Regions from separate parts of the Homo sapiens genome. Here region 1 is linked to region 2. The links are chromatin loops, found by intact Hi-C in ENCODE. Cell type or tissue: A673. All regions are shown on one strand. Links, peaks and the distances in the headings refer to the core of each region. The heading gives the core; the rest is flanking DNA.

Region 1 (16,697 bases), core at 4,153-9,152, 660 kb before region 2:
GGAAATGTGAAGATATGAGATTTGGGAGGGGCCAGGGTTGAATGACATGGCTTGATCTGTGTCCCCACCCAAATCTCATCTTGTAGCTCCCATAATTCCCACGTGTTGTGGGAGGTATCCAGTGGGACATGATTGAGACATGGTGGCGGGCCTTTCACAATGCTGTTCTTGTGATAGTGAATAAGTCTTATGAGAGCTGATGGTTTTAAAAAGGGGAGGTTCCCTGCACAAGCTCTCTTCTCTTGTCTGCCGCCATGCAAGGTGTGCCTTTCACTTTCCACCATGATTGTGAGTCCTTCCCAGCCATGTGGAACTGTAAGCCCATTAAACCTCTTTCTTTTGTAAATTGCCCAGTCTCAGGTATGTCTTTATCAGCAATGTGAAAATGGACTAATACACACAGTCTTTTAAACAACCAAGTCTTGCATGCACTACCAGAGTGAGGACACATTCATCACCAAGGGGATGGTGCTAAGCCATTCATGAAGGATCCACCCCTATGATCCAATCACCCTCCCCCCAGGGCCCACCTCCAACATTTGGAATTACATTACAACTTAAGATTTAGAGGGGACAATCATCCAAACCATATCAAACATCCAAACCATATCATGCCCTCTGTGCATGTCTATGTACTCATTTTCCCTTTGGTAGGAATATCAATCATATTAGATTAGGGTCCGCCATAATGATTTCATTTTAACCTAACTACCTCTTTAAAGTGCCAATCCCAAATGCAATTACACTATTAGATACTGGGAGTTACAACTACAACATATAAGATTTGAGGGAACACATTCCAACTCATGATGCTCTCTATTGTTCCTTCTCATAGTGTGCTATACTTTTCATTCCATTTATAGTATATAAATAAAAATTTATATTTGTGTTTTTGTGTTCGTTAAATGTTTTGTTACACATTAGTAGCTGTTTTTTTTTTTTTTAATTGCCCTGGCCCTACAACAATGCCTAGTACCTGGTAGGAGAACAAGAAATAGTTGTTAAATAAATGAATATACTTCTCTGAAACTTACTCTCTCTTTCCTGATCAATATATGCCATCATTTGGTGAACATACAGAAATTTATTTACCATAGACAACATAATATACTTTAAAAGTATATTAGTTAGAGATAGCCAAAATATTCAGGAAGTTATTACTCATTTATTTTTAATTTTTCCTAGTATTAAGTTAGGCCATGTGAAATCGCAATTTTTGTAGATACAAAAAAAGATGAATAAAGGCAATTTCATATTGCCCAGCTATTTAAATGAGCCTCTTTCTCTCAAGTTTTCTGTCATTTTGAAAAAAAATTGTTTGAGACAAAAAATGTTTTGTTCAATTTTCAGCCATAACAACCTTGCCTAGGTTACTGTTTTGTACTCTCCCTAAACAATGCCTCATGCTAAACTTTGTCTTTCTTGGACAATTAGTCCCCAGAGCTCAAATCTCTTGAGAAGGACTTAGGTTGGAGGATTTATCCACTACCACCCCATACAGTAACTCAAACTCAATTACTCATCCTTTATTCCTAGAGGCTGTGTTGCAGGATATCTGAGAACCAAAAAGCATCATTTTCTCTCATCATTAAGTTAATTCCCATGGGCTGGGTGTGGTGGCTTATGCCTGTAATCCCAGTACTTTAAGAAGTCAAGGCAGGTGGATCACGAGGTCAGGAGTTTGAGACCAGCCTGGCCAACATGGTGAAATCCCGTCTCTACTAAAAATAGAAAAATTAGCCAGGCATGGTGGTGCATGCCTGTAATCCCAGCTACTCAGGAGGCTGAGGCAGGAGAATCGCTTGAACCTGGGAGGCAGAGGTTTCAGTGAGCCAAGATTATGCCACTGCACTCCAGCCTGGGTGACAGAGCGAGACTCCGTCTCAAAAAAAAAAAAAAAAAAAAAAAAAAAAAAAATATATATATATATGTTCCCATGAATGGACACATGCATCCAACTCTCACACTTTAAAATAAATCCTTCCTATGTATATCCTGAATTGCCTCACACCTCCCAAGAGGTTAGGTTACTCTTCATTTGCCATTAAACTAATTATTGTCTCTCTCCCTTCCTTCATCTCTCATCCCTCTTCCCTCCTTCCTTCCTTCCTTTCTTCCTTCCTTCCTTCCTTCCTTCCTTCCTTCCTTCCTTCCTTCCTTCCCTCTTTAAAATATCATCCTTGCAATGTGTTCTAGAGATACAGTGTTGGTCCTAAATGAATTGCATGTGTTGAGTATATAAATAAACAGTTACACTGTATGGTGTAAATGTCCTAATAGAGCTCTGCACAGGGAGACATACAGAGTAGCATGACAATGGTGCCTTGAGCCAACCTCCTAGATGGGGCTTGGGTGGTTAGGCAGCTTCCTTATGGCCATGATAATTAAGCTGAATGCCTATTTTTAACCTCACTGACACTCAGTGTTTTCTCCCGTGGCAAGGTCTTTTCTAGGTTATTCCTTATGTTGAGAATACTTATTTTACTCTTCTTCATTTATTTACTGTAAGTTTTGTAGATCTCAGCTGAAGCATTATCAGTTTCTTAGAGAGGACTTTCATGTCTAGAAAAAAATCTGTATAGTAAAGGAATAGGTAGCTCTGTGTATATCTCCTTAGTAGTTCTTAGCACAGTTGCAGTTTTACACATTTGTGTAGTTAATTGATTAATATCTGCCTTTCCAATCAAGTATTGAAATATTATGAATTTAGTGGTCTAGCTACTTCACTACCTGGAATAGTGCGTGGAACATCATACAGATTCAATGACATTTGTTGACTGAGTAAATAAATATAAAGATACTAGAAGGAGGTGTTGAAAGTAGTGATGATGGAGGCAGTATTTAGAGTTGAATAGGACATGCAAAAAGAGAAAGCTTTTTGGGTAAGGGTCTGAATGTGGGAGAGCACAATTTGTCAGGCAATCTAAAGATATGTCAAATAGCTGAAGCCCAGATACTGTGGAGGTGAGCAAAGGCCCAGATATTGAAGATTTTGTAAATTTTTCAGACTGTTTCCTCTGGACTTAGGGTGAGAGAATTTGTTTCATTTTCTTTACATAGAAGATAAGGATTATAATGAGATTTATATTTTTATAAAGATTGCTCTGGTTGCAGTGTGGAAAATATATGGACAGCAGTGTATCTCAAGCTGAGGAGCCTTATTCGGTGATTGTTGAAAAAATTCAAGTGAAAGACATGTGGCTTCAGCTATGAAGAGCTCTGTTACTTCAGCAAGAGGCATAACAGGAATTGGTGATTGGTTGAACAGGGTTCAAGGGTAAGATGGAAAGAGAAAAAGAGAGCAACAAAGCGATCCCAGGTTGATACCTTGAGCTCCATAGGGATGATAATGTAATCAGTAGGATAGAAAATGCAGGGGTATAAGCAGGTTTGGAAAGGAAGGAGACGAGTTCAGTCGTAGGCATGTAAAGTTGGTCTGTGAGCTAGCCAAGTGAAGTTGCTCAGCAGGCAATTAGAGGTATAGGTCTGGAGTTTAGAAGGTAGGTATAAACTTTGTGGCATAGGTGGAATTCTCTTTGGGACACAATGTAAGCCAAAAATTTGGATGCAAATGATTTATTAAGGAAGTGAATGAAGCAGGGCAGAGAAAAGAAATAAGCCAAGCACTAGAGTTATTTCTGTTATGCAGCTTCTACCCAATATGCAGAGATCTTTACAGCATAAATCATACCTGAGAGTTCATCCCAAGGAAATCAAAGGACCTAGGTCTTATACCCTGGAGTGTAGAGAAATGAATACATAAAATTCCAAGGTACTTCTGGCATTCCACGTGAGTGAGTCAATTCTAGTGGCCATGGGAAATCCTCTACAAGTCATAGGTAGGAGCTGTTGACAGCAAAGCACACAGAAACTAGAGGATAAGCACACAGAGGGATACAAGTCAGTCTGAGTAGGTCACTAGCAGTATTCATTATTGTATAGACATATATTTTAGGACCAGCAGCTTACACAACATAACTGAAACCATGGGAAAGGACAAGATCTCCTGTAAGTATCTAGAATGAGAGGAGAACAGAGCTTAAAAAGAGAGATGAAGTGAAGTTAATAAAAATTGAGAAGTCTTGCCAGTAAGAAAGGAGGAAAGACAGGATTGCAGTTCAAGGCAGCTGAAAGAAGGAAGTGTCATTCTTGTGACCTTAGATGCCTGACTTTCAGTAGTAAGAGTTCTCTCTTATCTTTTTCCAAAGCTCTACATAATTAGGAGTCCTACATAAAAACAAATTATATGGTTCTGATAGCTCAAGATTCCTAAAATGATTTTGAAGATGGGGTTGCTGAAGGACTCTCAGCATAAAGGTCAGTAGAGTGCAATGAGTAATGTTGAACTGAGACAATGGAGGCATGGGTCCCAGTTCTAGTGCCATTATCACATTGATTTTAATTTTAGACAGTTTGCCAGTAATCTCCAGAATTCTTTCTTCAATAATAAAATGACTTGGTTTGTCATGACTCTAAAATTCTTTATTGTGAAACTCTAAGCCTGGCTAGATACGTTACAGGTAAAGATTAAAAAAAAGAGCAGGTGCTGTAGATTTAATTAATGAGTAAATTCAGTAATTCAATTAATATTTATTCAGCACCTGCTCTGATAGAACATGGAGGCATGACAATAAATACAACTGACAAGTTCTTTGTCCTCACATCTAGCAGAAAACTGTCGAGTTATAAAGGTAATTAATGGATTCCAGTTGCAATAAATGTTATAAAGGAGGACAAGGTAATAGAAGATTATATAATAGAGGAACCTAAACTGATATGGTCAGTTCAGGCATGGGAGCTGGATTGAATAGTTTTCAGGCCTATGAAGGACATTCTAAATTTGGTTAAAATTAACTTTTCCTAGAAGCTCTTCAACGGTGCAATTTGATACATAGTTGGGATTTGTGGTCATATCTTGGGAAGTATCAAAGACCTGCATCTTGGGTATAATTAAACATGGGCATGCTCAATGGGATGGCAAAAGCTATTCGTGTATTTAATAAATATAATCCTATAATTTTTTTATTGGGAATTCATACTTTTCATGTACCATTGTTGGTTTTGGAGTTTATAGCAGTAAATAACACATCCTACAAGGAGAGGCTGACAATAAACAAGATACATCAGGTAGGTGTAGGTGCTATGATAGTAACATATGTAAATGTTTTCTATATATTCTGCTGAGGAAGCAGGCTACCCTTTTCATTTGGAAGTGCTATGTCGTGGGCCAGTTGTTATTAAATGTATCTATTATTTCTTTCTTCCTTGAAACCAGAAACTACATTTTTAGTTGAGCAAATAGCTGCTAAACATAAAGACTACTTCTCAGCTTTTGTGGCAGTCTTGTCATGTGATGAAGTCATTAAATATTTAATTTTCAATAAGTGTTAGGTAGAACTTCTGGAGAGGTTGCTTTAAAAGTGTTGGCTCAGAGACGATGTTAGCAAGACGTTGGAATAGAAAGCCTCAACCCTTGTTCCCTCACAGAAACACCAATTTAATAATGATATATAGACCCAAATACTTTTTGTAAGAATTTCTGGATCCAGTTAGGAAGTTATAGTACCCCAGGTGAAAACAAAGCTGAAGACATCTTCATTTAAATAGGTGAGAAGAGTAATTTCACTCTACCCACATCAGCTCTTCCTTCAAGACAGCAGAGCATAGTGATAAGAGAGAATGACCTGGTTTCTGATTTCTCCCTCTGGGGAAAAAAGAGAAGGGTAGTATATGTCCAATTCTTCGGGCTTTTAGAAGGTCTTTCAAAGGGACTGGTTTCTGTCTCACCTCAATTGTAATGTTGTCTTAACTGGCATAGTTTGGATGCCTGCAGGCTGCTGAGAGCAAAGAAGAGTAAAGAGTGGCTTAATGTGGCCAGCATGGCTCAATGAAATCAGGAGAAGACACAACTTGAGATTTCTCCTTGGGAGAAAGTGAGAAGTGGATTGTGCATCTGGTATTCTGGGTATTCAGAGGGATAATGAAGGGACTGGTATCTGTTTTGCCTGACTCGGTGGGCTGATAAGGAGTCTCCATAATTTGGATGACTATGGCTACTAAAAAGAAGGGTGAGTGGAGTGGCATGCTGCTATACAACCAGAGAACATGCAGTGATGCAGAAAGACACCAGAGGGGGTGGGAGATTACAAGCTCCCGATAAAAACATGCCCCTCTAATTGAGAAATTGCACACACACACATCCAAAGAAGATGCATACTTTCCATGAAAGGATTCAGAGGCCCCCAGAATCTCCAGCTGGCCTGATTTGTGAGGGCATTCTCCTGTATGAAGCCAGCATGTAAGACTGGGAATGGCTGTTTTTTCAAATGTGCTGATCATAGTACAAAGTTATAAGACATGGGGAAACAGGGAAACATGGCCCAAATAAAGGAACAAAATAAATCTTCAGAAACTAGTCTGAAGTCATAATTATATATGAATTATCTGACAAATAATTGCAATTAATCTCCATAAGGATGCTTTTCAGGGTAAATGAGAATGCCAACTAAGAGATAGGAAATCTCTATCAAAGACAGAGTTAGAAAGAGAGAGAAAAAATCCAAACAGAAATTTTGTAGCTGAAGAATACAGTAACTGAACTGAAAGTTTCACTAGAGGAGACCAGCAGCAGACCTAATCAAGGACAAAAAACGAATCAATGAACTCTAAAGCAAGTCGTTTGAAATTATTCTGTCAGAGTTACCACATCAATAACAAAAAAATAAAAATAAAAAAGAATAAGGAAAGCCTGCAAGACTTATGGAATGTTATCAAGCCAATAAGAATATGCATTATCAATCCAAGAAGTGGAAGAGACAGAGACTCAGAAGCCTGATGGACTCCAGGTAAAATGAACTTCAGGAAATCCACAACAAGATACATTACAATCAAATTGTCAAAAGCTAAAGATAAAGAGAATTTTGAAAGCATCAAAAGTTACTCATCACATACAAAGGATCTTCCATCAGACTGACAGCGAATTTCTCAGGAGATATCTTGCAGATGAGAATGGAGTGATATTCAAAGTGCTGAAAGAAAAGATATTGCCAAGCAAGAATACTGCATCTGACAAAATCATACTTAAAAATGAAAAAGAAAGACATACAGATAGACAAAAATTTATAACAATAATATCTATATTAAAAGGAGGAAAGACTTTAAATAAAAACCAAACTTTACATTTGCAAAAAATAGAAAAAAAGAGGACACAATAAGCCTAAAATTTGCAGAAGAAAAAAAACAGTAAAGATTAGGAAGTAATTTAAAAAATACAGAATAGAAAAATAATAGAAAAAATAATAAAGCTAAAATTTGGTGTTTTGAAAAGATCAAAAAATTGACAAAACTTTAGCTAGATTAAGAGTAAAGACAAGACTCAAATTAATGAAATCAGAAATGAAAGAAGAGACATTATAACTGATGCCACAGAAATTAAAAGGTTTGTAAGAGATTACTATGAACAATTATTTGCCAGCAACTTGAATAACCAAGAAGAAATGGATAATTTTCTAGAAACATACACCTTACCAAGACTAACACAAGGAAATAGAAAATCTAAACAGATCTATTTCTAGTAAAGAAATTGAATCAGTAATCAAAAAACTCTCAGAAAAGAAAAGCCTAGGACCAGATGGCTTCAGTGCAGAATTCTATGAAGCAGTTAAAGAAGAATTAATGCCAATCCTTCTAAGTTTCTCCAAAAAAAAATCAAAGAGGTGGGGGAACAATTTTAAATGTATTTTATGATGCTAGTATTACCCTGATATGAAAGCCAGACAAAGATGCTAGAAGAAAAAAATATATATAGCCAAATATCCCTGATAAATATAAATGCAAAAATATTTAACAAAATACTACCAAAAAGAATCCAACAGCATCTGAAAGGATTGTATACCATGACAAAATGTGATTTACATTTCTTGAATGCAAAAATGACTTAATGTACCAAAATCAATCATTGTGATACACTAGATTAATACAATGAAATATGAAAATCACATGATCATCTCAATAGATGAAGAAAAAGCATTTGACAAAACTAAGCACTCCTTCATGATAAAAAACTGTCAAGAACTGGAAATAGAAGAAAATTATCTCAACATAATACAACCCATATATAAAAGCTCACAGCTAACATCCTACTGAACACTGAAAAACTGAAAACATTTTATCCAAGATCGGGGAAGACTAAAGGATGCCCACTCTCACTATTTTTTTTTTTTTTTTTTTTTGGAGACAGTCTGACTTTGTCACCCAGGCTGGAGTGCTATGGCACAATCTCAGCTCACTGCAATCTCCACTTCCCAGGTTAAAGCAATTCTCATGTCTCAGTCTCCTGAGTAGCTGAGATTACAGGGATGCACCACCATGCCTGGCTATTTTTGTATTTATAGTGGAGACAGGGTTTCACCATATTGGCCAGGCTGGCCTGAAACTCCTGACTTCAGATAATCCACCCACGTTGGCCTCCCAGAGTACTGGGATTACATGCATGAGCTACTGCACCCGGCCTCCACTCTAACTATTTTTATTCAACATAGTATTGAAAATACTAGTCAAATAAATTAGGCAAGAAAAGATATAAAAGGAATCCAAGTTGGAAAGAAAGAAATAATGGTGCTAGGAAAATTGGACAGCCATATGCAAAATAATAAAATTTGACCTTTATCTTACACCACACACAAAAACCAACTCAAAACGCATTAAAGACTTAAGACCCAAAAGTTAAAAGCTGCTAAAATAAAATAGAGAAGAAAACCTTCAATAAACTGGTCTTGGCAATAGTTTCTTAAATATATCAACGACTAGAAAACAAACATACTCAAGACTACATCAATCCATAAATCCTCTACAAAGCAAAAGGAAAACAAAACAAACAAACATAAAACAGAATCAGAGTGAAAAGGAAACCTATTGAATGGATGAAAATATTTGCAAAGCATGTGATATGGTTTGGATGTGTTCCCACCGAAATCTCATCTTGAATTGTAGTTCCCGTAATCCCCATGTGTTGTGAGAGGGACCCTGTGGGAGGTAATTGAATCACAGGGGTGGTTTCCCCTATGCTATTCTCATGATAGTAAGTTCTCACAAGATCTGATGGTTTTATAAAGGGCTTCCCCCTTTGCTCGGCTCTCACTCTTCCCTTTTCTACCTCCATGAGAAGAAGGAACTATTTGTTTCCTCTTCTTCCATGATTGTAAGTTTCCTGAGGCCTCCCCAGCTCTGCAAGACTGTGAGTCAATTAAGCCTCTTTTCTTTATGAACTACCCAGTCTCAGGCATGTCCTTATAGCAATGTGAGAATGAACCAATACACTAAATTGTTACCAAGAGTTGATTATGGAAATGCCTAGATGTCCAGGCAGAAGTTTGCTACAGGGGTAGGGCCCTCATGGAGACCCTCTGTTAGGACAGTGCAAAAGGGAAACGTGAGGTCAGAGCCCCCACACAGAGTCCCCACTGGGGCACTGCATAGTAGAGCTGTGAGAAGAGAGCCCCAGTCCTCCAAACCCCAGAATGGTAGATCCATCGACAGCTTGCAACATGTGCTGGGAATAGCTGCAGACACTCAACACCAGCCCATGAAAGCAGCTGGGAGGGGGGTTGTACCCTGCACAGCCACAGGGGCAGAGCTGCCCAAGACTGTGGGAACCCACCTTTTGCATCAGCATCACCTGAATGTGAGACGTGGAGGCAAAGGAGATAATTTTGGAGCTTGAAGATTTGACTGCCCTTCTGGATTTCAGACTTCCTGGATCCTGTAGCCCCTTTATTTTGGCCAACTTCTCCCATTTGGAATGGCTGTGTTTACCCAATACCTGTACATGGAAAGTAACTAACTTGCTTTTGATTTTACAGGCTCATAGGTGGAAGGGACTTGCTTTATCTCAGATGAGACTTTGGACTGTGGACTTTTGAGTTAATGCTAAAATGATTTAATACTTTGGGAGACTGTTGGGAAGGCATGATTGGTTTTGAAATGTTAGGACATGGGATTTGGGAGGGGCCAGGGAGTAATGATATGGTTTGGCAGTGTCCCCAACCAAATCTTGCCTTGAATTATAGCTACCATCATTCCCATAATTCCCACATGTCATGGGGGGGATCCATTGGGAGGTAATTGAATCATGGGGTTATGTCTTCCCCATGCCATTCTCATGATACTGAATAAGTCTCATGAGATCTGATGGTTTTATAAAGGGGAGTTCCCCTACACAAGTTCTCTTGCTTGCCACCATGTAAGATGTGACTTTGCTCCTCATTTGCCTTCAGCCATAATTGTGAGGCCTCCCCAGCCATGTGGAACTGTGAGTCAATTATACATCTTTCCTTTATAAATTATCCAGTCTTGGGGATGCCTTTATTAGAAGCATGAAAATAGGCTAATACAGCATGCATCTGATAAGGAGTTAATTTCCAAAATGTATAAGGAACTCCTATAATTCAATAGCACAAAAACAAATAACTTGATCAAAAATAGGCAAAGGACTTGACTAGACATTTCTCTAAAGAAGGCATACAAAAGCCCAAGTATAAGAAGAGATGCTTAATATCACTAATCATTAGGAAAATGCAAATCAAAGTCATAATAAGGTATCACCTCATGTCTGTTAGAATGACTATATATATACATACATACATATACACACACACATACACACACACACACACACACATAAAATAGCAAATGTTGGCAAGGCAAGGCTGTGGAGAAATTTGATCCATTTTGTACTGTTAATGGGAATATAAAATGGTGCAGCTGCTGTAGAAAACAACATAGAATTTACTCAAAAACTTAAAACTGCTACTGCCATATGATAATATGATATAGCAATTTCACTTCTGGGTATTCATCCAAAAGAATTAAAATCATATTTTAAAGAGATAGTTGCACTTCCATTTCCACTGCAGCTTTATTCACAGCAACCAAGAGGATAAAAACAATCGAAATGTCCTTTGATGGATGAATGGTGCTGTGGTTTGACTATTTGCACTCTCCAACTTTGGAGAGTGGCAGCATTGAGAGATAGGCCCTTTAAGAGGTGATTGGACCATGAAGGCCCAATGGGTTAATGAATATATGGGTTATCATGGGAGTGGAACTGGTGACTTTAAACAAAGGGGAAGAGAGACCTGAGCTAGCATGCTCAGCCTTCACACCAAGTGTTGCCCTGCGCCACCTCAAGACTTTTCAGACTCCCCACCAGCAAGAAAGCTCTCACCAGGTACAGCACCAAAACCCAGGAATTCTCAGCTTCTGCAACTATAACAAATAAATTATTTTTCTTCATAAATTACCCAGTCTCAATATTCTGTTATAAACAACAGAAAATAGATTAAGGCAAATGGGCAAATGGATTTTGCCCATTTTTATAGCACATTTAAAAATGTGCTATATGCATACACACACACACATATATATATATACACACACATATCACACAATGGAATATTAATCAACAATAAAAGAAGAAAATTCTGTCATATGATACAACACAGAAGAACCTTGAAGACATTATGCTACTTCCATTAAACCAGCCACTATAGAACAAATACTACATGATTCCACCTATATGAAGTATCAAAAATAGGCATAATCATAGAAAGAAAATAGATTGGTGGTTGCCAGAGGCTGAGTGTAGGGAGAAATGAGGATTTTATTTTTCTTGGGTATTGAACTTTTCATGCAAGGTGTAAAATTTCTATAAAAATACTGTACCAGTTTGCTTATAGTTAACAATAGGGTATCATATGCTGAAAATTTTGTAAGAGAGAGAGAAAGAAGAACTGATTCAGATGAAAAGTACACTCTCCATATTACTGGCTAGAATGTTGATATGATGGTTTAAACTTCAGCCACCATGAGGTGCCTGGTGGGACAGTAGCTGAATCTTCTTTATTGTCTTTGAATCCTGGTGTACATATTCAGGCCCTTGTGCAGATCTGTATCAGAGTCTTCTAGGTCTTCTCAGATGGCCTGCATAATAAAGTTGTATGCTTGTGGGTTTGAGAGACTGATGTAGTGTCCAGTGCATCCTCATGGGTTCAATCTTATCCTTATGCATTCAAATGTTTCTTTGCTTTCCCATATCCTTGACTGTGATCCCTGCTGACTGATCAGACATAGCAGCAACATGGGCAACTCAACAAGTTCCCACAATTGTACAAGGTCTAATCCCTATAATAAATATCTTTATGTCCTTATGGTTGTTTTGCACTGCTAATAAAACCCTAACTTTTACATGCTGACAAGATGAATCAAACATGAACCATAAAGTGAAATTAAATATAGAATTTAGTGCTCAGGTTCACAGAATAGAAAGCTAAATAAATCCTAAGTCCTAAGTACTTTGTAGACACAACATAACATCCCTAGCCTGTCTACACCTGGATTTCATTTATATGATATAATAAACCAATGTTATTTGAGGATTCTGCTACATTCAGTTAACATAAGGTCTAACTGGTATAGAAACCAATTTAAATTATTGATTGGTTGTATTTGCTTGAAATGCTAAGAGGAGTAAAAATATTTAATAAGATTTCAAAGGCCATGTAGTTTTTCACTGGGAAAGTGCAATGGACTAAATGTTTTATATTTCCTCAAAATTCATATGTTGAAATTCTCACCCCACAGCATTAGGAAATGGAGCATTTGGGAAGTAATAAGTTCACAAGGGCAGAGTCTCTTGAAAGGGATTGATACCCATAAAAAAGAAGCCCCAGAGAGCTGCATTTCACCCTCCACCATGTGAGGATGCAGTGAGAAGGTATCATCTTTGAGCCAGGAAACATGCTCTCACCAGCCATTGTTTCTGCTGATGCCTTAATCTTGGACTTCCCAACCACCAGAATTGTGAGAAATGTCACTATTATTTATAAGTTAGTTAGCTTATGATATTTTATTATAGTAGCCTGAATGGACTAAGGCAAAAAGATGTTGCAATCTGTTGATTAAACTCATCAGCCAGATTCACTGGGTGAGCGAGTAATGGAAACTTACCTAGTCTATGCCATCCTTCTTTTTGAGAAAAATGTTGACACCAATTACACTACAAAGTGTCAGTGTAAATTCTCCACCCTCCCTATTCTCTTAATTGAGTAATATTTTCTCTTCTTTGGCAATGGGATTTCACGGGAATAAATTTACTATATGCCTTCTTCATCCCCAAATCTAATGAAACTATACTTGAATAATCTTTCTTGGTTCCAAAGTCACTGGATATGAAGTAACTTGAAGATATCTGAACCTTAAATTCTGTATATGTTTATATTATAAAGTCTCTAAATTATAGAATAAAATATTCTAGGATCATCTGTATAAGATCTAAAGAATAGAAAGAATAATATCATTTTTGGCATAAAAGCTTAAAATACAATTATTAGTTAGAAATCTTGAATTTGAAAATGCTCTAATACTTTTCCAGAAGTATGTAGTATGTACTACTTTTCAACAGTGTGCTAATATCGAAATACAATATACAATAAAGGTGTTTGAATTTTTTTTTTTTTTTTTTTTTTTTTTTTTTGAGACGGAGTCTCAATGTTTCACCCAGGCCGGAGTGCAGTGGTGCGATCTTGTATCACTGCAAGCTCTGCTTCCCGGGTTCATGCCATTCTCCTGCCTCAGCCGCCCGAGTAGCTAGGACTACAGGTGCCCGCCACCGCGCCCAGCTAATTTTTTGTATTTTTAGTAGAGACGCGGTTTCACCGTGTTAGCCAGGATGGTCTCGATCTCCTGACCTCGTGATCCACCTGCCTCAGCCTCCTAAAGGTGTTTGAATTTAATGTAATAAATATTCCACTGCAAATCCTAGAACATTTTTATTCTTCTCTTTCTAGTTATTTCTGAGGTGTTTAAACAGTTCTACATAGAGGTTGGTGTGTGTAGAACCGGACATATATTCTAATTTGTTTATTTATTATTTGTGTGACATTGAGCAAGATGTTTAATTTCACTCACTATTATCCCTTGTAAAATAAGAATAACAATATTTACCAAATAGAGTTTTTGTGAGGATTACATGAAATAATACATGAAGAATGTGTGGGACTAAGTAGGCATTTATTACATGCTAGTGCCTCCTCTTTGCTTTCTATTACAATAAGGAGTAACCCAAGATTACTGCTGCCCCATTACTTCTAAGATGGTAGCCAATTGTAATAAAGTGATGTATCTGCTAGGAACAAATTTTAATCTATCTTTATCATTGCTTCTGCTCCATTGATTAAAAAACGTCAAGATATCATGTGAGTTCAATTCTCCTTCCTATTGTGTGGCCATCTAAAAGCATGTGGAGAAAATGTATTAGATATTTTAGTAACCTTTAGTCATCATGATTATCATACATTGACTGATTTTCTTTTCTCTCTATGAAACTTTGTATATCTTCCAGTCTCTTTTCTGAATTGCTGTTTTACAGAGAAGTAACATTTTGCCATGAGAAGCATGTAAAATATTTAACTCCTTACTCTTTTTTTGTGGATCAAAGGTCAGGCACTAATGAGATGGATTACTTCAGGGCCTGAAGCATATTTTTGCAGTGACTATGTAGCTGTCAAAACCTTTACAGTAACAAGAAATTATGAACTCGGCTTAGCTAAAGAATGACCAGGGAACAAAAGGATGGTTCAGCCCATAGCAAGTGTTTCTTATAAGTCCTCTTAAATTCATCATTACCTCATTTGTAGGGATACAAAAATACAAAATTAATTTCCTAAAGGATGAGGGAGCTTCATATTTCTTTTTGTAATATGTCATCATGGACAGATATGTGGAGTTAATGTTGGGAAACAATGAAAGGTAATGTGAGAAAGTTAGGTTAGAAATGGTTTCCTTTACTACGCAAAGCACCAAGAGCAATTCAATTACCATTCATTGAGGATCTTTTTCAAGCCAGGTTATGGTCAAAACAAATATTGTTGAGAGAGTTAATATTAGAAGATAAGGTCTGTACCCCAAGAGTTTATATTTTGTAGACAATTGGGAGAAGAAAATCATTCATTATATAGCACCATGGGTAGAACAAAGAGCCAACATGGGAGTGTATAGCCTTTCATTCTAGAATCAACCCTGCCTTAATTATCTTTTACTTGCATTTAATCTTTTCTGTTGTCTGAGGACTGCTGAGAATCCTGGTATCTTTCCAGCCAATTAACATACACACACACTTAAACTTTTTCACTAACTTAAACTATTCATCTGATATTTTAGTTTTAGAAGTTGGATATAATGGTTTTCAAGTTCCAGGACTAGAAACCTCTAGAAAGGGACAGAGAATTAAAGTTAAGTTTGATTGAAAATGGTTCCATGATTGACGCTAAGGATGCTCTTCAGTCACTTGACACCTTCCATTCCCGAAGAATGGCTTCAAACTCATAATCCAATAGTTTCCCTTTTCTTTCCATTGGAATATAACTGTGGCCTCTGGACCTTTTACTATGTATAAAAATTATGGGCTCTAGGTGACCAACATGAGGCATTGGTAAAGTTGACCTGAAGCAAACAGCCATTTTTTTGTAGTTAGTGACCCTGCATAATGACTTTTTTGACAATTTGAAAAATGGATAATTTTCATGCAATACAGAAATAAGAAACATTCAGTCTTTATGGAAATGGAATAGATACATATTCCTATGCCAATTTTTCTGCCTTTATATGACTCAAAACGCTGAGGCATAAATACAAAACTACTTTTGGAAGTAAGATGAACTCTCTGTGTGAGTGTGGGTTTGTATGTGTGTGTGTGTGTGTGTGTGTGTGTGTGTGTGTTTAGTGTGGTTGTATTACATGGGCATGGGAGATCTCTTATAAAACCACTTCAAATGCTTTTAGTAGGATTAACAATTGGTTCATTTGCTTTCATAGCAATTACAGAATTATTAGCTAGACCATTAGTTTGTAAATTGCTTGATTATATACCAAATCCTTGAGTGGGAAGGATTAGTTTTAAAAGCAAATTATGTGAGGGCTTTTGCTCTGGAAATTAATTTATAAAATATGTATATTTTCTACTTGTACTATTTACTTATCCAGTTGATTTGCCAAAACATTTTAAAGTGATCTACTGTAGGGAAATCCTTCCTCCTAACTCCTATGAGTAAAGCCTCCTTCAAATTATGGCTTGCTGTTGAGATTTTTTTCCCCTTTAGGGCATAATATGACTTGTTATAATAAAGCATGTGTGATGGATTTTAGGGTGACACCTTATCTTCTAGAGTGGAGCTCTTTTAAAAATATCCTGTGTATTAGGTTGTCTGTAGTTATAAATGTAATATTTCAATAGACATTTTTTCTTGAAAGAGAAAGTTCTTATAATATGAATAAATTGATTTACCCACATTACTACAGGTAAAGGTGAAATCGAAAAAGAAGAAATAATCAACTTTCATTTCTGGTTGCTTTAATTATCCTTGGAAATCTGATATGTAAGGAGAAAAGTGGGTTCCCAAAACTTAACGGTTGTCTCCTATCCAATGACATAGAAGACTTTGACATATTCACCAAATGAATGTTTATATTCTTACTCTTATTTGGCACAACTGATTGCATAGTCTTGGTTATTTTAAAATTATATACAGCCACAGTAAAAGGTACAGTAAGCGGATATTTTAAGGAAAGAAATTAGAAAGGCATTTCAGATTGGCAGAATGCAATTACTTACTTGAAATTTACCCAGGATATTTGCTGTTGAC
Region 2 (16,697 bases), core at 7,125-12,124:
TAGTATAAAGTAATCTCAAAATGAACTATTATATGTGCAATATTTACCCTGGTAATTATGTAACATTATCACAGGCAAAGGATTTTTCTATGTGTTTTTCCATGTGATCCCTGTAAACCTTCAACAACGACCTGATGATGTAATTACCATTGGTTTGTTTGTTTCCACTTCACAGAGTAGGGTTAAACTGAGACTCTATTCTTCATCTTGAGGGAGTCTAGCCCTCCTTATGTGATGATGTAAGGGTAGTCTACATCTCTATATGCAGAACAGAGAGAGCCCAGCATAACTCTCTTGAACTAGCTTGGCTCAAAATCTTCCTTAATTGGACTCAAAATGTTTCTTAATTGTTGACACCTTCTCTCTAGTAATGGCTTACATTTTAAGCTGTTCTTTTCTCTTAATTTTGCTGCTGTGCTGATTCAATGCCATTTGGCGTGGCCTTGGGTCTTTGTTGCTAGTTGGCATTGCTTTTCCATTGTTCTAAGATCTCATCACTTCTATGTAGCATCATGGAGTCTTTACTCCTTCCCTGAGCAGGGGTTTCCAACGGTATCCCAACTCCAATAGTCACACTGGGGGAGGCTAAAGGAAACCCCCACCCTCCATTTTTATATATTAGGTTTCCAAAAGAGTAGTCTAGTCTCTTACTAATTGTCTTTCTATTATACTGCTGAAGCTTACAACTTGCTTAATTATTTCCTTCTTTCAGTTGTCTACATGTGACATGTGCTCCTGAGAGTCCTAAGGGATGGGTAAAAGGACAATTTGGGAAAGTATTAAATATCCTCCACTTTGTTGTGAGCGAAATGTGAAAAACTGCCATTTTTTTTTTTTTTTTGAGACGGAGTCTCGCTTTGTTGCCCAGGCTGGAGTGCAGTGCCATGATCTCAGCTCACTGCAACCTCTGCCTCCCAGGTTCAACCAATTCTCTTGCCTCAGCCTCCTGAGTAGCTGGTACTACAGTCGCATGCCACCACACCAAGCTAATTTTTTTTGTATTTTTAGTAGAGATGGGGTTTCACCATGTTAGCCAGGATGGTCTCGATCTCCTGACCTCGTGATCCACCCATCTCGGCCTCCCAAAGTGCTGGGATTACAGGCGCCCTGTCTATTTTAACAAGAAAACAAAGCACATATATTCAGATTAGGTATTTTGTAAATAGTTGTGGATGAACCTTTTATATGATTTTAGTGAATGTCTTACAAATATAAAGATTTAGTAATAGATCTTTAAAAGCTAACACTATATATATTGAAAAGGTAATCATCAATTTTGCTCAAATGTTTGTCTTTAAGCTATTGTATCAGAACTACCTGCATGAGTATTTTAATTTGTTAAAAATAGAAATTTCTACACTATAGTTTGCCAAACATATATTGAGTAGACCTGGGGTAGAGTTAATAATCTTAAGTTTTCAAAGTCTCTGCATATCATTCTTAGCATTCTTAGGTAGAAAATACTTTGAGAATGACTCATCTGAAAGATAGCATCTTTGCAGGTAATAATAACACCAGGAACCCTGGCATGGGATGCTATGTTCCAGGCACTATTCTAAATATTTGAAAATGCAGTTGATGGGGTTTAGGGCATGCTACCCCAAAATATGACATCTTGGCATTTGAGAAAACAGCAAAATCTGGAGGATAACTCTTATCTTCCACCCACCCATCTTCCTGAAGTAGGTCATACAACCTAGAATAATTCTCTGAGCTTTTTCTGAAATAGATTATAAGACCCTCATTCAAGAGGTACCCTCCCTGTACCCAGAAGAAAGAAAGATCTTTACCTCTGAAGACAGAGGACAGAGAAAAAAAAATCTAAATGAATAGGCCTTGCTATGCACCCAACCTGCCATTCAATCATACCCCCCTTTACATCAATCACCATTAAATCATATCCTCTTTGTCTAATTATGTTTCTCCATGACTACCCACTTCTTAATTCAACCTAGCATAAAACACACAGGTTTACCTGGATTTTGGGACTTCATTTCCTTATAAAGTCTCCAATGTCATATAAAACATTGAACACATTTGTGTGCTTTTCTCTTCTTAATCTGTCTTTCATTATGGGGGCTTCAGCCCTGAACCAAACATGGGAAGAAAAGATGCTTCCTTTCCCTATGCAATCTTGACAGGCAGAAGAATCAGGCAAATCCAGGCAGGCTACTCCCAGAGTCTGTTTTTCACCACCATGCAATATTTTTGCCATTCTCATAGAAAATAGCTAAGTGAGCAGACATGTGCAGTGGAATAAGCCAGAGCATTGAAATGTGCTCTCTTGCATTGCCTCTTGTAGTGTTTTAAATCAAAGTTTGCAAGCTTCCCTGATTTGGATCTCAAGAGCACTTGATGGATATATGTTGGCTGACCAATCACCTGAAATTGTGAAGATACTCTCTAAATAATTTCCAACATGTTGGCTATTGGAAGTGTTAATAGTAGAGGAAGAAAAAATGTCCAACAGTCAGAGCCCACCACACTGGAGAGCTAATCTCACAAATATTAGTAGGAGGGATGACCACCCTGGTGGACTTTGACATCAAAGAGGGCTACTATAATTGTGGTTATGGTGAACCTTCCCACCTTTGTAGTCTTCCAATGAAGAGATACGTGAACCACCTTGCTCCTAGCCAAGTTCACAATTGGGGAGCCACAGAGGTTCCTTCAGGAAAAGTTAGAACACTTTTAGTTTCACAGTGAAAGCATTTTATAGTTGAAATGTTCTTGGAGATGTGAGCTAAAGGTGCAATAGAAAATTAAACAAAATTGTCAAATAAACAAAATAACCACCACCACACCCCCTGAGGCACTGATTTGTGAAATATGGGATAACTAACTATAAATACGGTCAATTTCTGTCTCATGTCATAGGCAGCCTGCTATTGTAATACAATAATAGTAAAGTCATAGTTGGCCAAAGGAACTTGGCTATTGTGGGAGCCTCACTCCCATTTTCAGTGTATTCTATTACACAAGTACATAAAAAAGTTATGGGGCTGAGGGCAGCAGAGGCCACTGAAAACACTTCCATGACTAGAGACTTGTAGCTTTCAAACAGATTCCACAATTATTCTATTGGATAACTAGAAGCTATCTTGTTGCTTTTATTAAACCTGAAGTATGTTAGTTATAACTTAAAATAGTAAGAACAATGACATTTACATTAAAACTATACAATCAAAAGCTAGTCTACCAGAGCACAGGTGTTGGAAGCCAACTGACTTTCTCTGTATTCAGCCTCCACCACCTACTAGAGACGTGGGTTGAGAAAGTCACTTAAGCTCTTTGTTGAAGTTTCCTCCTGGTAAAATTTAGATAATAATATTGCTAACTTCTTAGGATTATGATGTGGATTAAATGAATTAATACATGTAAAGTTCTTAAACAGTACTTGACATATTCTGAGAATGATATGTGAGTTATTATTATATTATTACCCACCAGAAAGATCTTGACATACCCACCAACGATCTAGGTTTAGAAAATGGTACAGGCTACATGTGCAGTAAGAATTCAAAAGCAGAGAGCAATCATTGTAGGGCTGAATACATTAGGTAGTAACCGTCTCCAGGCTAGACTTTGGTATAACCAGTAACAAAATGGAGATGGAATCACCTGTCCTCTCTGGCATCGAAGAGCTATTGTGATAATCAAATGAGAAAATGTTTGGGAAAAATTTTATAAACGTATGAAACATGATAAGTATGCAATTTAGTAGTATTGTTACAATTATCATTTTATGAGAAGCCTCAAGGAGATGGCAGACCTTGAAGGAATAACTAGAAAAAGTTTTTCTACTTCAGGTAGAGGCAAGGTTCACAAATGCAGCCATTCTCTATCAGGGGCCAGGCCAAAATTGTAATTCAGTCTTTTTCTTTAATGATAAAAATTAAAAGGAAAGAAAGATACAGAGATAGAGAACAAGAGGGAATTTACCCACCCGAATATGTACTCAAAATTCTTTCCACTTACTCGACCTCTAGGGTCTAGGATATGAAACTGTCATCTACTGGATTACTGAGATGCCTGTCAAATCCCTTCAGAGAGTGGAAGCTAGTCCTCCATTGCACTATTAGTCTCTGAGTGTTATAGTGTTGTCCTTGTAATAATCCAGTCTCTGAAATCTTCCCTTCCTGAAATGTCTTAAATACCAAAGGAAAATAACATTTTAATATAATTCCCTCAAGTCATATAAGGGCTAATATTATAAATGTAAAAAATATATATATATGTACACATACACACATATATATGCATGTTCATATACACACATACATATGATACACATATAAATATATACATGATATATATGAGACACAGATGTTTTCATCAATATAATTACCATCATCATTGAAAGTATTTCTTTCAATGTAAAATTAAATTTTATTGTTTCTTTTGGTGTAAGATTTTATTTGCCAGAAACTTTCTGCAAATTTTTTATTATTGGGTTTCCTCTGGTTTTTAGTTTTAGTTTCAGTTTTTTAATATATCTTCATGTTTACTGATTTACATCATTAGATTATTTATAAAGTTAAAAATTATAAAAATAGATTTTAGGATAGTTAATTGAAAATACTCTTCAGGCTCATAGATGACCTGATGCATTTGATAAAGAATAAGAAATTAGTAGTAAGCTCAAGTAGAGATTATTTTGAATTGGAACTCCTCTGGTACTGATTTATTGAGCCAACTACATAGGCGTGACTTGGATCCATTAAGTTTAATAACCCAGAAAGTTTGGAATGACTTGTGGGTGTCATTGCTTTCTGTTGCTCTGTACTCAATTTCTAGGCTGGATCATCAGGAAAAAAACAAAATGAAGAAAATACTTCACTTTTCTTGTTTTAAGACTTTGAACAATCTATTAGGCAGGGAGCCAAATTTTCCCAGGGCATGAACTATTCCACTGATGTAGGGTGAACCTAGAAAATGAAATTTACCACATTAACAGACTGCATTTGGAGAGATTGGGACAGTATACAAGCTTCAGAATCAGAAAAAAACAGATTTAATTCCAAATTCTGCATCAGTCTTTGTTCTTACCACAGGTTCCTTAATCTCTTAACCAGATTAATAAAAGATTCTAACATCATAAGGAGGTTTTGAGGTAAAATGAAGATACATATGCCAAAATATCTTATAAATTCTAAAGCAGTTTAAAAACAAAACTTTATTTTTCTGGGTACAAAAAGTATCAGAAAACTGCACTGCTCCTGAAGTCTATGTGAAATTGTGTGTGTTGGACAGTGGTGTTTCTCACATGAGGAGGCAACTATGTTTATGTAATGTGTAAAAGCTCCATTTCTGGAGGTTTGAAAGACCCAAAGATAGCACTTTGGAGCTTCTGGTTTTATGCTGAAGTTTCCTATTGGAATCCTCAGCTGACTTTGGAGGTTATTTATTCTCTCTAGTGTTTCTGCTTTTGTTTAACTTTGGGACACTGATTTTTTTTTTCTACCGTGTCTCCTCAGTATTCCAATAAATAAGATTTAAGAAATATTTTATTTTCAAACACTTTATTGGTTTTGATTGGATGGTCATTCAGGATACATAGACCATCATGCTACTGGAAATAGAGGTTCACCATTTAAGTCAGAGCTGAAGTAACAGCATACCTTCTTATGTGTAGATCTCTACAAATTTACACCTACACAATCTTAAACATCAGTATTTCACTCTTCAGTGGCTGATCATTGACTTTACTGAATGTCGTACATGTTCAAGGGAATATCCTTTCCCTTACTATGTTACTATCGTGTTCTGAATCACAATATCTGTTCTGTGTTTCCCTCACTCCTTGATTTCAAAGCAATGTCTTCAAGCCTAAAATGCATCTATCTTCTAACCTCCCTTAAAAATTCAGTTACATATTTTAACCATACAATATACATAAGAGGGTGCATGCAAACTGGTGCGGGGAGAAGGGAGGTGGGTAGGTTCAGACTGACTTTATCCCTTTTGGTTGAATTCTTATTATTGCTTTTCTTTTTATTATTATTATTATTTTATTTTTTTCTAGACGGAGTCTCGCTCTGTCTTCCAGGCTGGCACAATCTCAGCTCACTGCAAGCTCCGCCTCCTGGGTTCACGCCATTCGCCTGCCTCAGTGTCCCGAGTAGCTGGGACTACAGGCGCCTGCCACCACGCCTGACTAATTTTTTGTATTTTTAGTAGAGACGGGGTTTCACCGCGTTAGCCAGGATGGTCTCGATCTCATCACCTCGTGATCTGCCCGCCTCGGCCTCCCAAAGTGCTGGGATTACAGGCGTGAGCTACTGCACCCGGCCACTTTTCTTTTTTTTATAAGCTACTTTGCTTAAAATAGGAACGACTACATATTTTATATCTTTGAGAGACCGTATTTATATTTTATCAGAAGTTTATTATTTTTTGCTTTAAATATTTGTATATTAGTCCATTCTCACGTTGGTATAACAAACTACTTGAGACCTGGTAATTTATAAAGAAAAGAGCTTTAATTGGCTCATGGTTCTGCAGGCTGTACAGGAAGCATGGCTGGGGGCCTCAGGAAATTTACAATTATGGCAGAAGGGGAAGGGGAAGCAGGCACATCCTACTTGGCTACAGCAGGAGGAAGAGAGAGCAAAGAGGGAGGTGCTACACACTTTCAAACAACCAGATCTTGTGAGAACTCACTCACTATCATGAGAACAGCAAGGGGGAAGTTCACCTCCATGATCCAGTCATCTCCCATCAGGTCCCTCTCCAACAATGGGGATTACAATTCAACATGAGATTTGGGCAGGGACACAAGTCCAAACCACATCAGTTTGGTACAAAGAAGGATGCTACAGTGAGTTTGATTTTTATTATAAGTAATAGTAAAAGGAAAATACCAGAAAATTGCATTCGCAAATGTTTGCTATTGATACACAAAATAAATCTGAGATTCAACTTAAAACAATATCTGTTAATAAACCCATTCATCCTTCTAGTCAACAAAGAAAACCTGCATGGACCACCAAAGACATTGGATGTACCTTTTCATCTCACACTACACCTTCCTTTCATGTCATGCACACAGAGAACCAAAGCAGACATGTGCTAATAAAAAATATCTAAAACACATTCTCTCTTCTGTTTTCCAATAAAATTAATGGGCACTGAATGGCAATTTTCCATGTCCCTAATCTTTATTATGCCAGGAGTTGCACTTGTCATTGTCAATGTTGATCTTTTAAACTCCTTTTTGGAAATGGACAGACACTTTAGGTGACGATGATGAGAAAAATGATTTCCAATAAATGAGATGCCTGCTGGAGGAGGAATAGATATTATGGACAGGTGGATTCTGAGGGTCTCCACATCAAAGCTGTTAGCTGACTTCTAAAATTATCTCTGCATTTTATGGTTATTCAGCAAATCTCTTCTCCCAATAAATAGATCCCCTGTGCCGCTTAAAAAGGCCATGGCATTCATTTCACTCCATTTCACGGAACAGGAACAGCTTGTTGCTGAGATGAATAAGAAGTTAGCCCTGCTATCAGCTGCTTTTTATCCTGCATTTATAAGATGATTGGAAATTTTATAGTAATGATCTCCTCTGGCATTTTTTCTGATAATACTTTTTAAATCTATTGGATGGCAACTTTTTTTCCCCATAAGGAAATCAATTTAGGGTAGTTATTTACTATACATCACATACACACATGATTTGTTTGAAACTGACTACAAACTAGACCTCACCAGAATTCTATTTTCTTCTTTTTTCTTTTTTTATCCCTCGGTGGTTTTGCTGCAATAAATGACTTTAACTCCCTAACGGACTTTTTTTCTAGTCTCCTACCCCTAGAGCTTTCTGTCATCCTGAAGCTATCAGGGAAATCCAAACTTGGAATTTTTATTTTATCCAACCTGTCATAGACTCTGTTTCTGGACCCAGGGGATTATTTTGACTGTGTGTGTGGAACTTCAACTTCATTTTGAATAGAAATCCAAGACTAAACTTGAATTGTGCAGCTTGGTCTTGGACAAACCCTGCCAAATGTTTCTGGTTGAGAGAATTGATAGTTTGCCTTTAATGAGAAAAGTTTATTTCTAGATCTTTTAAAGACGCTATCTTGTCATACTAAAGCAATCATGACAGTGTGTTAAAGAACACAGGTCCTAAACTAATAACTACTTGACATAGCTCTTTCCTTTGTTGACCTGATGTGGCTGCTAATAACCTAAAAGCAGCCACTGTTGCTAAGGATTAAACCATGAGAAAAAAGCAAACGTAAAAAGCAACAACCAAAAAAACAAAAACCTAGTACTCATGATCCCTTCATTTAAAAACTGTCAGGAATGGTATTGAACCAAATTTCCTAAGAATAACCAGTTTTTCTGTGCGTATAATTAACTCTGCTCACTTAAGAGTTATATTTTATATTATAAATAAAAATAATTGCTTTAAGACTGCTTCTGAGTTGGACTTCCTCATTGAAAACATATCCTCTCTGCTTTACACTATATGCAGCATCCTACATCAATGTAATAGAAAAAAGTTCAATTTCCTTCAAATACAGGAAATAGGCTTGGTACCTGTGCTGTATTCATAAATATGTCATCTCATATCCACTACCCTCCCAACAAATTAAAGGTAATTTGGTACAACAAATCATTACTATTCACTCTAATTCTGTAATGGACTGCTAGAAAAATTGAGAACTTGGATGAACTATAAACTTACAGATTATAACAAGTACTTTGAGCCTGCCAAAAACTATAGATTGTGTTGGATCAGTAAAATCTACTGGTTTAATATTTTCAAGTATAGCTTTATATACTTCACCCTAATTTTAATCATAATTTCTTCTTCAGGACAAAATATTTCTCTTTTCCTAGTATCTATTTGTTAGTTTTTTTCCTGAAATCACAGATGAATACCAAAGGCAATTATGTCATCATAATTATCATGAATAATGTTTATTTAGTATTCAACACTGGAGAAAGATTTATTGAATCATAATAGCAATTATAAATTTTCAGACATATTTGCACATATTTTAAAGCATTTGTTTGATCATCTCTGTTGAAAACCTAGGAAAGAAAAATCCTAATGTCCAGGTTTAAACTATCAATTAAAATTTTCCAACCTGATGTGCCATTCATTTTCAATATCATTCCCATAGCTGATAGGTTCAAAGTAGAACCACTGCCACCTTTATATTAAGAAATGCTGTTAGAATGATGTTTTTCTTGCTTCTCTACTCAGGAAACTTCGAATGCAGATTCCTCCTTTGATTGGCCAAAACCTTTTGAACTTTTAGAACATTTGGTGTGTCTGAGTTCCTATTTTGGTCCCTGCCAGGAAGATTCCATCAACTTCTATCTGTGTCACTTATCCTCTTCTGTTGACTTAGCATTTCCTGAAATACAGTCTTCACTGACCTAGTACTCCAGGAAACACCAATTTAGCATGGTAAATTATCATTTTCATTGCTGCCTCAGCATTTCCGGCAAAGATCTTTTTCTCTCTTTTTCTTAGTCTCTTCTGTCAGAGAGCCATGGTTTTGAGGTGAATTTAGAAGTTCAGGACTATTACAGAACATAATGACAGGATGCCCTCAAGTGGTAACAGTTACTCTACCCAGAAAGCTCTAAGTGGTTTACAACATGAATGCACAATTCATCCTGTGGCCTCCTCAGCAGAGGTGGGCAGCATTTTGACAGCTCGTAAAAGCTGAAAGAAATGGAGAAGATATTAAATGTACTTGAAAGGAGATAAAATATATTTAACCAGAAGGAGTATTCTGCATGCCTCAAATTCTTATCCTTAAAACATTGAGACTCTTCCTGTCTACCATTAGGTTTTTACAGCATCTCATTGGTTATGAAAAGTGTTTAGATATATTTACTAGGATGATTGACCTTAGAAATGGTATATTTCATAAAGACCTAGGTTCCACTATTAATCACTCTGAACTTCTCATCTGCAAAGTCACAGTGTAATACATGTGTAAGATTAACATAAATAATGCGACTGTCATGTAGAATGTTGTCATATAAAGTAGGAACACAAGGAAGGATCATTTTAATGCAGTCCCGTTTCTCACATTTATCATCATCAATAATAATAGAACGTAGGAATATTAACTCAGAAATCAGAAGGAAAAACTGATATTTGAAAAGGACTAAAAAAATTAAAATGATGAATTCAAATTAATGTCACAATATGTAAGAAAAATAAGGAACCTCAAACTAAATATTTTCCTAACTCAACTTTCTGTTTTTGTAGCCCCAAAATCTCTATCTTGTTTTGTTTTTCATTCTATTAAGAGGATCAATTCTGGTTAAAATATTCAGTTACTCAAGCCTGCAACCTCGGAATCATACTTGAATCAGCCTTTTCATTTCTCACTTGAATTGTTTGGTTTTCTGAATGTTTCTTCCATCTGTCACCTTCTTTCTACTGCTATCATGAAAGCCTTAATTCAGGTCTTCAGCTGTTTTCATATAACTGGTCTTTTCAGCATCCATCTCTTCTTACAGGTTGTAGTATGTGCTCAATCTAGAAACTATTGTGTTCTTAGCACCTTGTAGGTAATGGTATTAGAGTGAATAAGAGACAATATAAAACTGAGTTCCTTAGCTCAAGACCTTAGTCTCACTTCCTATCTGAACCCTCCTATCTTTTAAAAAATTCTTAATAGCTGTGATTCGCCTAGTAGTTATTTGGTTATTGTGTCCATTTCTGAACTAAATCTGTCCTCTACAAACGGAAGTCCAAAAATACTCCATATCTAGAGTTTTATTAATTTATCCTCACTGAGAAAAAAATGAGGTTGCATTAACTTTGAGATACCAAGCTATACCTTGGCTTTCCACTCAAGTACATTCCAGAAAGTAGCAAATTTAAACCTCAACCCCACAGCTGAATAACAAAACAGATTTTGATCTGTTTTTTTAATAGTAACTTTTCCCTGAATAAACTGCAAAAAAACTAAAAAATTAGCCACACAAAGGCTGAAAAGTTATTAATGCCTTTACTTTCTGTGAATAAAGGAAGTAGTCTCCTAAAGAGCTGTTAGAAATCCACATTTTCTTTCTTCTGTTTTCCATAAATGAAGTTCCATAAATATTTAAGGCATCAATATCACTGCTGTGTGGAAGAGTGCATATAAGGGGGTCTTTCCTGGCTTTTAAGACATTAAAAGTATAGGTGGGAGAGAAAAACAGTAACACTATAACAATTTAAAAGTAAAACTAATTAAAATTGAGAGAAGGTATATTAATCCAATTTTACACTGCTGATAAAGACATCTGAAACTGGGCAATTTACAAAACAAGAGGTTTCATGAACTTACAGTTCCACGTGGCTGGGGAGGCCTCACAATCATGGCGGAAGGCAAAGAGAAGCAAGTCACATCTTATGTGGATGGTGGCAGGCGAAGAGAGAGCTTGTGCAGGGAAACCCCCCCTTATAATACCATCAGATCTTGTGAGACTTATTCAGTGTCACAAGAACAGCACAGGAAAGACCTGCCCCATGATTCAGTTACCTCCCATGGGGTCCCTCCTACAACATGTGAGAATTCAAGATGAGATTTGGGTGGGGACCCAGTCAAACCATATCAGGAGGTAAAACAGAATAAAAGGAATCAATCAAAAAATTTAAAAAGGATGGGGAAAGTAAGAAAAGAGAAGGGAAAAGGAAAAAAGAGAAAGAAAATGAATTAGTAAATTTGGGGATACAAGTGAGTGTTACCAAAGCGTTATTATCTCTCTTTAAGTCTTGGGTTCTTGGAGTTATGACAAACAAATATTATTCTGAGTTTTCTTTAAAATTATGCTTTTTTTCAGTCAGAGTTATTAAATTTATTTGAAATAAGCCATCATAAACTTGTTAAGCATTACCCAGGATAGCATTAGATAAATGGGTTTTGCTAATGTGTATGAAAACTCCAGAAGGTAAGCTTTCACCATAAGAATGAACTAGAGCTAAAGCACTTCTAGAAAACTCAGACCCTTTGAAAGGCTCATTCATTTATTATAAAGTTTGAACATATTTTACAGTGTTATTTCAGTGAAGAATCTCCCTTCCTCAAAATGAGTATATATTTTACTTACGTTTTAAGATGTAAGAATTGAAAGGGACCCATAAAGATAGTTAACTCAAAGACCCAAATGAAATAGTACTTAATACACCTCTGACATGTAGTTTTCACTTCTGTCTTTATAACAAGAAAAACAGAAAACAATCTGAGGAGACAGTAGAATTCAGATAGTTGTAGTAGAGATTGGCTTACCTGGAGCAGAAGCTACTGAAGTCACGAACTTTTAGGAATAGTTAGATCACAATTTTGACAGATTGTTGGAGGCTCTGTATGTACTAACATGACAGTGAGAAACTCCTGAAAGTCATAGTTTTAGAGATGCCCTCTTACTTTTTGTGGTTTTAACTTTTAAGTATCTCTCCAAGTTCTCACTGTAAAGAGCCAATAAAATCCCCTCATGTCTCTGGCAGAGGTAGAGTAAGAGTAATAACGTGAAACACTCAGTGTTTTCTCCAAGCCAAAGGCCTACTCTCCAGGGAAATAGTTTACCAAACTTATTTCACCTGAGGAAAAGGCATGCCTCCCATTCTCGCCCCCTGTAGCCTTCCTATCTCACCAAAAGAGGCATGAGGGCAAGGGAGTGGCAGGGGAATATATTATTGGAGAAACATCTGTGAAGTTCACAGTCCCTAGACATAGGCCCAGTAAAAGAATGTAATTTAATCACAAGATTATAGAACATTTGTTCTCCCTCATACCTTAACACCACCACAACAAGGCTCAAATATAACAGTGGATTACAAATTAACACGCTTCAAGACCCAGACTCTATTTAAGGAGACATTCTTAGGGAAACCTGAAGAAAACAAGGGAGGAACAAAGAGAAAAAAAAAAGACACCACACAAAAGTAAACTGAAGCTTCTTGTCCCTACAGGTGCAGCAGTCCTTAAACACTGCACAACTCCTACCCAAATTAACAAACATGTCCACAATAAAATTGTATTTACCTTAATTTCTGTAAACAATAGCTGCCTGGCTTTCAATAAAACATTACAAGACATAGCAGTGCTCTATTCCCACCCCCAAAAATATTCTTAAGCCAAGAAAGCATTATAAACAGACTCACTTATGACAGAGATATCCAAATCATCTGATAGGAAACATAGATGTAATTAATAAGTCAAGAGCTCTAATTTTAAAAACTAGATAAGTGCAAGAACAGATGTGTTACGTAAGCAGAGAGCCAGAAATTGAAATAATTGTTTTAAATGATAGAAATCAAAAGCACTAATGAATGAAGAATGCCTTAAATATACTCATCAAGAACTAAACATGATTGAGGGAGGATCACTGAGTTTGAAGTTAGATCAATACAAACCTTTCAAAACAAAATGGAGGGAAAACAAAAGGAGGAAAAGTCATCAAAAAGAACATCCAAGAATTGAAGAATTATAGGATGATACAAAAGGTCTAGCACATGCATAATTGGAATTCTAGAAAAAAATAATAGAGTCAAAAAAACTTAAAGCATGGCCAAACATCTTACAACACTAATAACAGACAACAAGTACAATCTAGGAAGCTCAGAGATCAGCAGAATACATATTTCCTCCATGAAGACAAAAAAAAAACAAAAAGAAAAACAAATTTATTTCTAGGCATATCATATTCAATCCACTGAAAGCCAGAGCCAAAGACCATAATGAAAGAGACCAGAGGTCGGGGAAAATACCTCACCTATAGATGAACAAGGATGAGAATTAGGGCAGATTTCTTGTCGGAAATCATGCAAATAAGAAAAGAACAGAGTTAAATATAGTCATGCACCACATAACAATATTCTAGACAAGAACAGACTGCATGCATATATCATGGCATTCCCATAAGATTATAATACTGTATTTTTACTGTACCTTTTGTATGTATAAGGGTTTAGATACACAAACACCATTGTGTTATAACTGCTTAGGGTACTCAGTACAGTAACATGCTGTACAGGTTTATAGCCTAGGAGAAACAGGCTACACCAAATAGTCTAGGTGTGTAGTAGGCTATACCAATGAGGTTTAGTTAAGTACACCCTATGATGTTTGCACAAGAAAGAACTCACCCAATGACACATTTCTTAGAATGTATTGCTGTTTTTAAGAAACATATGATTGTATGTAAAGTTAAAAAAAAGCAAAAACACAGCCTTGAATTTTGCATCCAGTGAAATTATCCTTCAAAAGTGAGAGAAATAAATGTTATCTGATTAAAAACTAAAAAGTGGAAAGAATTCATTAGACCTGCAGATCTATATTTTAAGAAAATATATCTAAAAGTTTTTTAGATAGAAGAAATATATTAAAGGTCAGAAAGTTGTATCTATATAAAGGAAGAAAGATCATGGGTGAAGAAATCAATATTAAAATAAATACTTTTTTATGTTTACTTCATCTATAAGAAAACTATTTAAAGTAATAATAGTAACAGTGTACTGGCTGATGACTTCATATGGATAGGTAAAATGAATGACAACAATGGCATAAATATGGGAAGGAGAAATGGTCTAGAGTTATTTGAAGGTAATTTGATTTGTTTAAAATGTGTATTTAAACTTCTAGGACAACCAGTAGAAAGTATTTAGGAAGAAATACAATATGCTAAGAGAGAAGATAAAATAGAATCATATAAAATGTTCAATTAAAATCAGAAAAGGCAGAAAAACAGGGGAAAATATTCCTTTATATATCAGTCAGGACTGTATTACCATGCCACTTATTTTTATAAATGAAATTTCATTTGGACACAGTCACACTCCTTTATTTACACAATGTTTATGCTGCTTTCTTGCTACAGAGCAGGGTTGAGTCATTGCAAAAGATACTATACGTCCTAGAAGGTCTAAAATATTTGTTATCAGTCTTATTGTGGAAAAAATGGATGATTGACTTCAGATAAAACTATATAGTCCATATTCAAATTTCATTAACTGCCCCAATAATATTCGTTAAAGCTATATATTCCAGGATTCAATGCAGAATCTTTCACTGGTTTACATGTCATTTTTCTTTGGTTTTCTTTTGTGTCTTTTTTGATCTTGACAGTTCTGAAGTGTACATGCCAGTTCTTTTGTAGAATTCCCTTCAATCTGGGTTAAGATTTATTTAGACATTTTTTCGAAGTATAAAAAGTGATATGTCCTTCTCAGTATATCACAACATATTGGTTTTTCCCAATAGTGGAAATTTTTACTGTATTTCATCCTAAGTTTTCCAGTTTTTCCTTTGTATCTGATAGGAAACTTGTGAGGAGATGTCATGGTATTATGTAAATGTCTTGTAACACATTAAAAATTCACTCACTAGTTTTTGCATCTAGTAATAATTTTCTACCTTCATCATTCCTTCTGTATTTTTTATTTGATATTCCCTGTAAGGAAGAGCTTTCATCTTTGTGTATTTATGTATTACTGTTTAATTATTTATTTATTTACTATAGGCCTGAGGATTTTTATTTTATTCAATGAGCTATAATACATTGCTGACATTATTTTGATTCTCAAGTTTTTCCAGTTTTGGCCAAGAGCTCCCTAAGTGTTCATAGTTCCTGTGTCTTATTGGTAGACTCTCATCATGCATAAGTACTTTCTTAATTTCTGGTCTAGTAAGATGCTCAGACACCTTGCCTCAATCTTGGATTTAACTTTTTCTCCAAGGATCTATAGTTCTTGTCACTGGAGAGGGGGATTATAAACCAAGATTTGAGCACTAGTTTTTCACATTATTAATGACTTGCCAATGGCTCTATTCCCCCTCAACATACAGAGCTGGAATACACATGCAAATACACACACTCATGTGTATATAAATATATGCATATATGCACATATTAAAATATTTTCTTATTTCTATCTCTTTCTCTGTTATATGTTTACATGTTTATGCAGAAACATAAAATGATTAATTTAATTATATTTATCTGTGTATATGCATATACATATATATGTGTTTGCATGTATACACATATATATGTGCATATACATTTTATGTGTGTGTTTGTAAAACATGAGTTCATTCTGGGACTTTCAACTTCAATCTGATACTCCAGGGTATATTCAGTGAGATATATATATATGTGTGTGTGTGTGTGTGTGTGTGTGTGTGTGTGTGTTTATATACATATGTGTGTGTATATACATAATGTATGTGTGTGTGTGTGTGTGTGTGTGTATGTATACATGGAACTTCTTTATCCAACAGTGAGAAACTTAGCTCTCATTATATTTAATATTATTTTACACATTTCTCAAGCCAAAAATTCTCAAAAAAATCATTTCTGCATTTCTAACCAATATCATTGTAAAAACAAAATCTACTAACTAGAATTTAAAATTTGGTTATACTCCCTTTGTAATGAGTAAGGTAAAATATACCTGTATATATATCTTAATTATTGCAGTTAGGTGGGTTTTGACAAATGCATACTTCAGTATAACCTATGCCATTGTCATGATATCGAACATTTCCATGTTCCAAGAAAGTTCTATTGTGCCCCTTTGCAGTCGACAAATCTCCTGAAGTAAATACTTTTCTGATCTTTCTTCAATACAAGTTTTTGCCTGTAATGTTCATGTGAATAGATACACACAGTACAAGTATATAGTCTGTGTCTGTTTTATTTTTCTAATCATGTACAGAATTCAGGCC

What was found. Hi-C counts contacts between places; a loop is a spot of excess contacts. Peaks named below come from ENCODE experiments on the same cell type or tissue, not always from the same donor. Only the 100,000 strongest peaks of a DNase experiment are listed, where the experiment ranks them.
Region 1: a loop joins it to region 2, with 2.2 times the contacts of the local background. A loop is called at or near these places in 2 of 110 quality-filtered maps.

Annotation. Positions count from the first base shown.
Region 1 is chr4:19,959,135-19,975,831 of GRCh38, reverse strand. No RefSeq gene overlaps it. Among named protein-coding and RNA genes, the nearest start is that of SLIT2, 280 kb to the left of the region's middle. In A673, for the core only: a CTCF peak has its summit at 6,141; no DNase peak of the experiment used is centred there.
Region 2 is chr4:19,302,367-19,319,063 of GRCh38, reverse strand. All of the region lies in intron 2 of LINC02438 (long intergenic non-protein coding RNA 2438), which reads left to right. Among named protein-coding and RNA genes, the nearest start is that of LINC02438, 150 kb to the left of the region's middle. In A673, for the core only: a CTCF peak has its summit at 9,579 (motif pointing left); a DNase peak (open chromatin) is centred at 9,503.